Linked DNA regions of Homo sapiens: region 2 is linked to region 1. Evidence: chromatin loops called from intact Hi-C (ENCODE). Cell type or tissue: Caco-2. All regions are shown on one strand. Links, peaks and the distances in the headings refer to the core of each region. The heading gives the core; the rest is flanking DNA.

Evidence for each region. Peaks named below come from ENCODE experiments on the same cell type or tissue, not always from the same donor. Only the 100,000 strongest peaks of a DNase experiment are listed, where the experiment ranks them.
Region 2: a loop joins it to region 1, with 4 times the contacts of the local background. A loop is called at or near these places in 3 of 110 quality-filtered maps.

The regions. Positions count from the first base shown.
Region 1 is chr11:71,559,878-71,565,760 of GRCh38, forward strand. KRTAP5-10 (keratin associated protein 5-10) reads left to right here and starts at 5,686. Exons shown (of 1, transcript NM_001012710.2): 1 at 5,686-5,883. The coding sequence starts at 5,711. In Caco-2, for the core only: a CTCF peak has its summit at 3,802 (motif pointing left); a DNase peak (open chromatin) is centred at 3,814.
Region 2 is chr11:71,452,169-71,458,051 of GRCh38, forward strand. It overlaps NADSYN1 (NAD synthetase 1), which reads left to right and starts at 1,035. Exons shown (of 21, transcript NM_018161.5): 1 at 1,035-1,213; 2 at 2,942-3,002. The coding sequence starts at 1,129. RefSeq lists a silencer at 764-1,133 and enhancers at 1,191-1,692, 1,693-2,192. In Caco-2, for the core only: a CTCF peak has its summit at 2,792 (motif pointing left); a DNase peak (open chromatin) is centred at 963; H3K4me3 peaks cover 1,278 bases.

The DNA of each region.
Region 1 (5,883 bases), core at 1,547-5,546:
ACTTACTACAAAGCTGCAATCATCAAGGCAGTTTAGTACTGGCATTAGAATAGATGTATTAAACCAGTGGGATAGAATTGAGAGCCAGAAATAAACCCTCGTGTAGATGACCAACTGATTTTTGACAGAGTGCCAGATTATTCAATGGAGGAAGAGCAGTACTTCAACAAATGGTGCTGGGAAACTAGACATCCACATGCACAGGAATGAGCTGAACCCCTACCTCACACCACAATAATTAATTCAAAATCGGTCCAAAGGCCTACATGTAAGAGTCAAATCTATAAAACTATTTAAAGAAAACATGACCTGGATTTAGCATGGATTGATAGATAGGACACCAAAAGGGCCAGCAACAAAAGAAAAATACAAATACATTGGATGTCATCAAAAGTTAAATATTTTTGAATCAAAGGATACTATCAACAAAGTGAAAGAACAATCTACATAAAGGAAGAAAAGATTTACAAATCAGATATCTGATAAGCGTCTAGCATCTAGAGTATATAAAGAACTTTTTCTTCAACTTTTATTTGAGAATCAAGCAGTACATGTGCAGATTTGTCACATGGATATATTGTGTGATGCTGAGGTTTGGAGTAGTGACTGTAGTACCCAATAGTTTTTCAGCCCTTGCCCCCTCCCTCCTTTCCTCCCTCCTCTTGTTCCCCAGTGTCTATGGTTTTCATCTTTATGTCCATGTGGACTCAATGTTTAGCTCTCACCTATAAGTGAGAATATGTGGGATTTGGTTTTCTGCTTCTGCATTAGTTCTCTTAGGATAATGGCCTCCAGCTGCATATTGCCGCAAAAGATATTACTTCATTCTTTTTTATAGCTGTGTAGTATTCCATGGTGTGTATGTACCACATTTTCTTTATCCAATCCACCATTGATGGGCACCTGGGTTGATTCCACATCTGTGCTTCTGTGAATAGCACTGCAATGAACATATGGATGCATGTGTCTTTTTGGTAGATTGATTTATTTTCCTTTGGGTATATACCCAATAATGAGATTGCTGGGTCAAATAGTAGTTCAATTCTTAGCTCTTTGAGGAATCTCCAAACTGCTCTCCATGGTGGCTGAAATCATTTACACTCCCACCAACAGTGTACAACTGTTCCCTTTTCTCCCAAGCTTTGCCAGCATCTGATTTTTGGTTTGTTTTGTTTTGTGTTGTTTCATTTTTTATTTTTTATCAAAAGCCATTCTGACTGATATGAGATGGTATCTCATGGTGGTTTTGATTTACATTCCCCTAATAGTTAGTGATGTGGAGCATTTTTTCATATAGTTGTTGGCCATGTGCATGTCTTCTTTTGAGAAGTGTCTGTTCATATCCTTTACTCACTTCGTAATGAAGTTATTTGTTTTTTGCTTGTTGATTTAAGTTCCTTGTAGATTGCAGATATTAGACTTTTGTCAGATGCACAGTGTGTGAATATTTTCACCCATTTTGTAGGTTGAGTGTTGACTCCCTGATAGTTTCTCTTGCTGTGCAGAAGCTCTTCCGTTTAATTACGTCCCGCTTGTCAATTTTTGTTTTTGTAGCAATTGCTTGTGAGGATTTAGCCGTAATTCTTTTTTAACAAGGCTGATATCAAGAAGGTGATTTCCTAGGTCTTCTTCTAGGATTTTTATAGTTTGAGGTCTTACATTTCGGTCTTTAATCCATCTTGAATTAATGTTTGTATATGGTGATCTGGTTAGCGGCCCAGTTTTATTCTTCTGGATGTGGAACTCAGTAATAAAAAGACAAATAACCCAATTAAAAAGTGGGCAAAGAATCTTAATTAGACATTTTCTGAAGAAGATACCCAAATGACAACAAGCATATAAAAAGACTCTGAGCATCATGATTCAACAGGGAGATGCAAATTGAAATCACAATGAGATACCATTTCACAAACACTAGGATGAATATAATGTAAAAGGTCAGACATTAACAAGTATTGGGGCAGGGTGTGCTTGTACCTGTAATCCCAGTGACTCAGGAGGCTGGAAGGGAGGATCCCTTGGGGCCACGAGTTTGAGTCTAGTATGGGTATCATGGCAAGACCTTGTCTCTACAAAAAATTAAAAATTTAGCTGGGTGTGATGAGGCACAACTGTAGTCCCAGCTACTGGGGAGTTTGAGACAAGGATTGCTTGGGTCCAGGAGGTTGAGGCTGCAGTGAGCTATGATCATGACACTGCACTTCAGCTTTGTCAACACAGTAAAACCCTGTCTCTAAAAAATAAATAAATAAAAATAAAATAAAATAACAACTGTTGACAAGGATGCAGAAACACTGGAACCTCCATGCACTGCTGTGGGAATGTAAATTGCTCAGCCACTGTGGAAAACAGTCTGCAGTTCCTCAAAAACTTAAGCAGAGAGTTACCATAGGGCCCAGCAATTCTGCTCATAAGGATGTTCCCAAGGGAAATGAAAACACATTCCATGCAAAAACTGGCACACCCATGTTCACAGCAGCATTACTCACAACAGCCAAAAGGTGGAAACAGTCTAATGTCTGCCAACTGAGGAATGAATGGTGTATTCATACAAAGGAAGATTAGTGTAAATAATTTATCATAGTAATGAAGTTCTGTTTCAGGCTGCAACATGGATGAACCACAAAACATTACACTAAGTGAAAGAAGGAAATTATAAAAGACCACATATCATATAATTTCACAGGTATGAAATTTCAAGAATAGAAAAATAGAGAGAGACAAAAAGTAAATTAGTAGTAGCCTCTGGCTACTACTAATGTTACCCATTTATCAGACTCAGGTGAGACACTCACATATGTCACAGGAAGTGGGTATACCAGTTACAGACAGGCAGCAAGGGAGAACAGGAGCCTCGGATTCATTGGGAGCCCTCTAGCCTCAGCAAAGCTTCCCAGGTGAGCTGAGTCTTATCCATGTGTGCCCCACTCACACCACAGCTGAGGGATCCCAGAAAGCCGCCTGCCCTCGGTCTTATGTCCCAGGGCTACAGGATTCACTGCACTAAAGCACGAAAGAATATCCTGTTTCTAGGAACTGGGACAAAGCCCGACTCTTCTGGCCAGTCCCTCCCTAACTCAGGATGTTGCATTCCCAGCATATTCTACAGTTATTCTTTTTCTTTCTTTATTAATATTTTAATTGAAGCATGATCATTGTACATGTTTATGGGGACCAGTGAGATATCAACTTCTTTAGCTTGCACCTGTGAGTGAGATCATGCAGTTCATCTTTCTGTGCCTGGCTTATTTCATTTAGCATAATGTCCTCCAAGCTCACCTGTATTGTCACATAGGGCAGAATTTTGTTCTGCTCTAGGGTTAAATAGAATTCCATTGTGTGTATACACCATCTTTTCCTTTTCATTACTTTTCCATGTTTTCCATTCATCTGTTGACAAGCACTTAGGTGCTTTCATATCATGGCTATCGTGAGCAGTGCTGTGATAAACATGGGGTGCAGATATCTCTTCAACACACTGATTTCTTTTCCTTTGGATACACACCCCATAGTGGGATTGCTGGGTTAGCTCTATTTTTAGCTTTTTGAGGAATCTCCATACAGTTTTCCTTAGTGGTTGTACAACTTCCCACTAACAGCATACGAGTTCCCTTTCTTCACTTCCTCTGCAGGATTTATTTTTGCCTTTTTGATAATGGCCATTCTGTGGGATGAGAGGACACCTCATTGTGGTTTTGACTTGCGTGTCCCTGATGATGAATGATGCTGAGCATTCCTTCAAGCTCTTGTTGGTCATTTGTACGTCTTCTTTCAGAAATGTCGGTTCAGCTCCCTCTGCAGTCACGCCTGAGAACCACAAGTGAGACACGGGGAGAATTGCATTGGTCTGAAGCCGCCTGGAGAACCGTCCTGTGGGGTAGTGAGTGGGGGGTACTAAAGGGCATGAGGTTATGAAATTTTCTACAACTGATTATGGTGATAGGTACACGGCTCTGTGAATATACTAAAAGCATTGAATTGTATACCTTAAATGGGAGAATTGTGTGGTATATGAACGATATGTCAATAAAGCTGTTAACAAAACAAGAAGAGGTATCAGAGAGGTTGGGGATCAGTGAAGCCGTGGTTGTATCAATGCACCAAGAGTTCTGGTGGAATGAAAGCACTGGAGAAAGTGAGCTAGAAAGAGGAGGGTGGCTGGAAGCGGGTGCATGGGACACACCCCACTGGGGTGCCCTGTGAAGAACAAGGGCACAGATATCACCACAGGGGTGAGGGGTGGGGAAGGATCTTTTACTTGTGTAAATGATCCCCACAGGGGCACTGCTTAACTGAGCAGTGGGAAGGAGGACACCATCCTCCAGCCCCCAGAATGGTAGAGCAACTGACAGCTTGCATCTTGAGCATGGAGAAGCTGCAGGCACCCAACTCCAACCCATGAGAGCAGCTGCAGGGGGTGAACCCTGCAAAGTCACGAGGGTGGAGTTCCCCAAGGCCTTAGGAGTCCACCCCTCACTCCAGTGTACCCTGGATGTGGGACTGGGAGTCCAAGGACATTATTTTGGAGCTTTAAGATTTAATGGCTGCCCTGCTGGATTTCAGACATGCATGGGGTCCGTAGCCCCTTCCTTTGGGCTGACTTCTCCCTTTTGGAATGGGAATGTTTACCCAATGCTTCTACCCTCATTGCATCTTGTAAGTAAATAATGTATTTTGATTTTCACAGGTTCATAGGTAGAAGGAACTTGGACTTGGGACTTCAGACTTGATGTTGGAATGAGTCAAGACATTGAGAGGACTGTTGAGAAGAGATGATCCTATTTTGTGATGTAAGGACATGAGATTTGAGGGGTCAGGGGGATAATGACATAGTTGGGCTGTCCCCTCCAAATCTCTTGTCGAAATGTAATCCCCAGTGTTGAAGGAGGGGCCTGCAAGGAGGTGTTTAGGTCATGGGGGCGGATCCCTCATAACTGGCTTAGCGCCATCTCCTTGGCGATGAGTGTGTTCACTCAGATCTGGTTGTTCGCAAGTGTGTGGCCCCTCCTCACCCCTTGCTCCCATTCTCACCATGTGGCGTGCCTACTCCTGCTTCGCCTTCCACCATGAGGAAAACCTCCCTGAGGGCCTCCCCAGAAGCTGAGCAGAGGTGGGTGCCATGCTTGTGCAGCCTGCAGAACCATGAGCCATTCTAACCTCTTTCCTTTATAAATTACCCAGCCTCAAGTATTTCTTTAGAGCAATGCAAAGAATGGTCTAACACACCCAGAAAGCTGAGACTGGTATGAGTAAAATATAAAGACCATGGATAACTTTTGAAATCTGAAAATGTAAAATTAATATTACTGGGGGAGTTAACACAGGAAAGATGAGAGCATGTGGGCAGAGGCTGTTGCCCATTGGTCACATGTGGTCAGCAGAGAGCAGGTGACCAGCACCCTGGAGCTTTGCAAGAAGTACCAGACAGCCTGGAGTTGAGGTTTTAATTATAGGGGCCAAAACAAACGGGGAAAAAGACAAATTTAGCATACAAAGAAAGTAGATGCTCAACTGAGCCAGGAGGAAGTCACTAGCAAAAAGGAAAAAAACAGAGCTCTGGAAAAATAATGTAAACAGTCACAAGAAAGGGACCCTGTGTCCTGCCTGACATCTGGACAGGTATATAAAGAGCCCGGGCTCAGGGAGCTCCACACCTGCACCTCCCTCTCACCTGCTCCTCTACCTGATCCACCCTCAATCTACCAGAATCATGGGCTGCTGTGGCTGCTCCGGAGGCTGTGGCTCCGGCTGTGGGGGTTGTGGCTCCGGCTGTGGGGGCTGTGGCTCCGGCTGTGGGGGCTATGGCTCTGGCTGTGGGGGCTGTGGCTCCAGCTGCTGTGTGCCCGTCTGCTGCTGCAAGCCCGTGTGCTGCTGTGTGCCAGC
Region 2 (5,883 bases), core at 878-4,877, 110 kb before region 1:
TGTGTTTTTAAACTAACATGAATGACAGAAGGAAGGATGGCCTCTTCAAGCAACGATGATGAGGCAGTTATTTATATGGGGGAAAAATGGATTCTACCGTGGGTGGACTAAAGAGGAAATGTGAAAAAATAAAAAGTGAGAAACCGCTGGTAGTGAATCGGTGCAAGCGCCCTGGAGAAGAGACTTGGCAATATTTAGTAAAGTCAAACAGCACGAACCCTACTACTCTGCAAAGCTGCTGCAGGAACTGGCGGAACGAGGTCACGAAGGAAACCTTGCCGGAAAGGAAATTGCAGCAGTGCCTGTGTGCGTGCGTCTGTTGGCAAAACGCTGCTAATAACGTCAATGCCCATCCGCTATTGAATAAACCTGCTTTACTGCCACTATGGAATACCAAACTGCAGAAAAATAATTAAAAGAACGTATCTCATATTACAGGGGAAAAAATCAAGTTGCAGAAGCACATTCAAGTGCAGTTCCTGTAGTTTCAGAAAAGGCAAACAGTGCGCTACCTGAGCTACTTACACACGTGGTACAGGAGTGAAAGGGGCAGGAGAGGGTTCCCAAGAATTCAGCGCCATCCGCCCAGGGTGGCGGGATTCCCAGCACGGAGAATCGATTGCTATCGTCTGCTGTCCCGCGGGCACGATGGAGCGCTCCTACCGTACTCTCCACTTTTGGTGTATTTGGAACGTTTCATGCCGTATTAAAATAAAACATGGCTAAGCTGGATGTGGGGTGGCGGTGTGGGATAAAATAGAGGGGTGCTGCAGCTGGGCGGTGAGCCCCCTGCACCTGTGCACCTGAACGGGTTTGCCCGCAAGGGCCGGGCCGGGGCCGGGGCCTGGGACGTGGGTGGAGCCGGGGCGGGGGCGGGGCCCTTCGCGGTGCCGTGAACGCTGAGGCCACCTCGCTGCGCAGGCGCGGTCGTGAGCTCCTCAGACGGGGCGGGGCGATCCGTAGGCAGGGCCTGACGCCGCAGTCCTCCTTGGCCGGAGCCTCAACGGATGGGCGGGGAGGGGGCGGGGCCGGGCAACCCGGAAGGTCCGGCGTCCCAGCCGCCTACCTCGCTGGGACCCTGGTCTTGCTGTCCCCCGCTGGCCTCCTGCCCAAGCGACTGCGGCCAGGATGGGCCGGAAGGTGACCGTGGCCACCTGCGCACTCAACCAGTGGGCCCTGGACTTCGAGGGCAATTTGCAAAGAATTTTAAAGAGTGAGTCTGGGGCGGCGGGGGCACCGGTTTGGGGTGGCGCACGGGCACCGTGGCTGGGCCCAGGCTTGCCCGTGGCGTGCTCACAGCCTTGCCCTGGGAAACTCTCGGCCCTGGGCATGGGATCAGGTGAGATAATGGGCAATGACCCCGCCAGTGGTACGTGCTCAGGTCCTCGTCGGGAAGTGAGTGTTTATAGTTCCCGGGGACGAGCGATATACAAGGCACGGTTAAGAAAAGTCTGGCGGCTTAGGCGGGAGGCCTGGGGATGGACCCGTGTTCTGATATCTCTGGGGTCCCGTGGTTGGGACTGAGCTGCCCATTCTCGGAGATATCTAAGTTGAACAGAATGGCTGCGCACTGGCGGGGATGGTGTGCAGAGGCCAGAGATTGATGGTCTCTGGTCCCCGTGGGCCTTCCTGGTGGGAGAAGGCGTCCCAGAAAGGGAAGTAGAAAAAGACGCCTGTCATCCCAGCATTTTGGGGGGGCCGGAGGGGGTGGAAGTCACCTGAGGTCAGGAGTTCAAGACCAGCCTGGCCATCATGGTGAAACACCGTCTCTACTAAAAATACAAAAATCAGCCGGGCGTGGTGGCCTCGAAGATAGGGTGTGGTTGTTGAAAGGTCACCATCTAATTTTCGTTCATATGGACGCACCGTGGAGGATGAAAAGTTAAACTATTACACCTGCACCTAAATGGGCAAGCCTGCAGGTGTAGTCAGGTTGCAGCTTGTCTTGCACTGGTCTGCTGACTGCAAGAGCCTTTGCCAGGAACAATAGAAACAGAATGTTTCAAGAGATGGCATCTAATCAGTATGTGCCCTGGATTATTATTATGATTATTATTATTTGACATGGACTGTCACTCTGTTGCCCTGGCTGGAGTGCAGTGGTGTCATCTTGGCTCACTGCAGTCTCTGCCTCCTGGGCTCAAGCGATTCTCCTGCCTCAGCCTCCTGAGTAGCTGGGATTACAGGCGTCTGCCACCATGCATGGCCAATTTCTGTATTTTTAGTAGAGACAAGGTTTCACCATGGTGGCCATGCTGGCCTCGAACTCCTGACCTCAAGTGATCCACCTGCCTTGGCCTCCCAAAGTGCTGGGATTCCAGGCATGAGCCACCGCAGCCAGTGGTTTTTTATTTTTATTTTTTAAATATCAACCTGCTTTCACCTCATTTGCTCAGAGCAAATCTAGTTGAACTGAAGAAGGCTTGGCCAAAACTAAGTTTCCACTCTGCCAGCCTCTCCTCCCTAGGTGCTTGTTGGAAGCTGCTGCCCAAGACCAGTAAGCCGATGGTGCCTGACAGTGGCACCACTGCTGGATCGTAATCCTCTAAGTCCTTTTTCCTCTAGATGGTGTTGGGCATTTCCTTGTTAATAAACTACCAGGGTCTGACTTCTTCCTCTTCCTCCGCCTCCTCCATGGTGCTAAGGGTCAGACCTGCAAGCCCTCCCTGTTTCTCATTTCCTGCAGATATAAGCAGGTATATGCAAGTATAAGCAGGTGCAGGCGTACTCGTGTATACAGGTGTATACAGGTGTATGCTGCCCTCTGCTGCCATGCTGTCAACAGGAAGCCTGACTGCATCCCGTCTGGGAAGGCACAGAGCATTTTTGTTTGTTGTTTGTTTTTTTTTTTATCCTACCTACTGCAGCAGGTTGTTTCATCTGTCTTTGAGTGTATAGGTGCTGAAATTGCTCCATTTTCTTTTTCTCTCTGTACTTACAGGTATTGAAATTGCCAAAAACAGAGGAGCAAGATACAGGCTTGGACCAGAGCTGGAAATATGGTGAGAACAGACACAGACACCCTGGGGTCGTCAGCTAGCGATACCAGCATCAGTTTTCCCCAGCTGAGAAGGCAAGGAAGGAGCAGGGACAGTCCTGAGAGCTGTGGACACGCCACACCCACTGTTGGGCCTGGTTAATGCCATTGAACACCTGAGCAAGGGCAGGCCCAGGGAGGCTGAATAAGTCTAGATTCCCATGTTGAGTAATTAAAAGAACTGACTTTTACCAGATGAAGGCCAGTTTCAAAGTTGGGCTGCTTCTGTGTTACCACTGCCCTTTTGCTGTGGTCTGAATGTTTGCGTCCCCACAAAATTCATATGTTGAAACCTAACCCCCAGATGATGGAATTAAGAGATGAGGCCTTTGGCAGGTGATTGGGTCATGAGGGCATGAGAGTGGAGCCTGCATGAATGGGATTAGTGCTCTTACAAGAGAGGCCCAAAGGAGCTTGTTGGCCCCTTCTACCATGTGAGGACACAGAGAAGGAGACAACCAGTCCTTACCAGATACCAAATCTGCCAGCACCTTGATCGTGGGCTTCCCAGCCTCCAGAACTGTGAGCAATACATTTCTGCTGTTTATTAATTACCCAGTCCAAGGTGTTTTGTTATAGCAGGCTGAAGGACCAAGACATATTCCCAGGTTTTCATTCCGTGATCTCAGAATCTTTCCACAAGCAAGCATAGGTTATCGTTTCTTATATGCCTTTTTGTAAAAATCAGGAAAACTGATTGCTTATTTCCCTTCTTGTCCCTTCAAAAACAAAAACAAAAATGAAAACAAAACAATGAGTAGCCACGTTGTAAGTCTCTTGTAAGCGATAGTCCTTTCTCATTTTGGATGTCAGCTGCCATCTGTGCTCTGCTAGTTTCCCGTTGGTCTTTAGGCCTCTGACCCGTTGTGGGATCTGGAAGTTCCTCTTCAGTCTTTGTCCCCTGCCTTAGTGTGTGTTCTTGCTTCTGGACTTAGAGTAAGCAGGAACTGTCTTCTCTTAGGAGGTTTTGTGTGAGTCCAGAGGCATCTTTCTCTAAGTCCTTCCAAGTTTCTTTCCTTCATTAGATTGATTTCTCTCCTTAGAATACCACCTTCAAATAGGGCTGTTTCTCCCATAATATCCAAGAATGTTTACTTTGTTCTTTAATTTGTCTTCATTTGATTGATTCTTTAAGAAATTCTTCACCTAAGTGCCAAGGGATCTAGGGTTCTGGGCTGTCTGATATCACAAAGCTTCGATCCTCTCCTGGCCCCGTGGCCGGATCTTCTCCTGGGCTGGACTCAAGGCCTGATCGTCTCGTGAGCCTGACCTCTCCTGGGCTGGTCCGGGGGCCTGATCCTCATGTCCTGTCTGCTGCTTGCCCTGGAGGAGCTGCAGTGGTGACAGCCCAGTCCCCCTGGCCTGATGTTGCCCAGATGCTTAGAGTTTACGTCTTCTTTTCTTTCTTCGTCCTAGTCTCTCTCTCCTATAAATGTTACATCCACCTCTCTCTTTCCTCCAAATATGGACCTGTTTCATTTTAAAAGTGGGAGGATGTCTAACTAAAGGCCCCCGGGATGGAATATTTGCATCCAGCAGGGACAGGGGCCCAGCTGAGCAGGTCTCCAAGTAGCTTACAACCTGCTGAGCAGGCTCCTGTGAAATATTCCAACAACTTACAGAGAGGAAACCGAGGCAGGAGAGGAGGGACATCACTTCACTGAGCACACCGCCTCTTGTTCTTACTGGTTAGAGGTCCAGCACCTGATACACAGGGAGGGCCCAGTGGCCCTAGAGCAGGCTGACTCATGGACCAGAGACCCTCTCACCTAGAAAAGTCAGCAGTTTCCTTTGAGCTGGTGCTGGAAGCTTTGGAAAGGGAAGGCTACCACCCAAATGGCCCCAGGACCAGCTCCTGCTGCTGACTCACCGAAGGGGTGAGAGGCCTCTGGTCGCTGGATGCCATGCAGCGGGACGTGTGGTGTTATAACGTTATTTGGTTTCACATGTGGGCCAGGACGCCAACAGGGCATGAAAACCCATGAAACGGATCCGTTGGAGGAGAAAGGACATCTCAGAACTCCATTCCCTACTGGGACATCTCCTGGATGCCTTTTCTATCTGAGAACTGGGCTTTTCCTCTTAGCAGAGCCAAGGCAGAGAGCAATGCTTTCCCAGATACTGAAAGTCACAATTGCTGGTTTTGGGGTTTATGCAGGTGTGTGCGAGGTTTGCTGGGCATTTGAAGTGTGCCTTCCAGGCTGATGTGTAGTAGAAAGGAGAACTTCTTGAAGAGTTATAAGTGTTCTACAGATACTCTATATTTTATTATGGGAACCCCAATACTAAGAAACCCAGCCTTCGCATTTAATGACACCACAGATTATTGAATTAATTCCTGTGGCTGCCGAAACAGATAGAAACAAACTAGAGGCTTAAAGCAACAGAAATGTATTCTCTCACAGTTCAGGAAGCCGGAAGTCCAAAATCAGGATGGCAGCAGCGTCTGGCTCCCTCCGAAGGCTCTTGGGGAGGGTCCCTCGTGCCTTTCCCAGCTCCTGGTGGTTCCAGGTGCTCCTTGGCTTGTGGCCTCATTGCTCCCATCTCTGCCTCCGTCCTCATGTTGCCTCCTGTTCTCCCTGTCTCTCCTCTCCTTTCTCTTACAAGGACACTTGTCATTGGATTTAGGCCCCCCTGCAAAAGCCAGGGTGATCTCATCTTGGGATACTTAATTTAGTTACATCAGCAGACTCTTCTTCTAAAATAAGGTCACCTTCGCAGGTTTCTAAGGTGGGGTGTGGACGGACCTTTTTGGGGTTCATCATTCAGCCGACTACAAGCATCTGTAGCAAGAAACACAGGGGCAGCTTTGTGGGTGGTTTTTCTGAATGGTTATTAGTGATCTT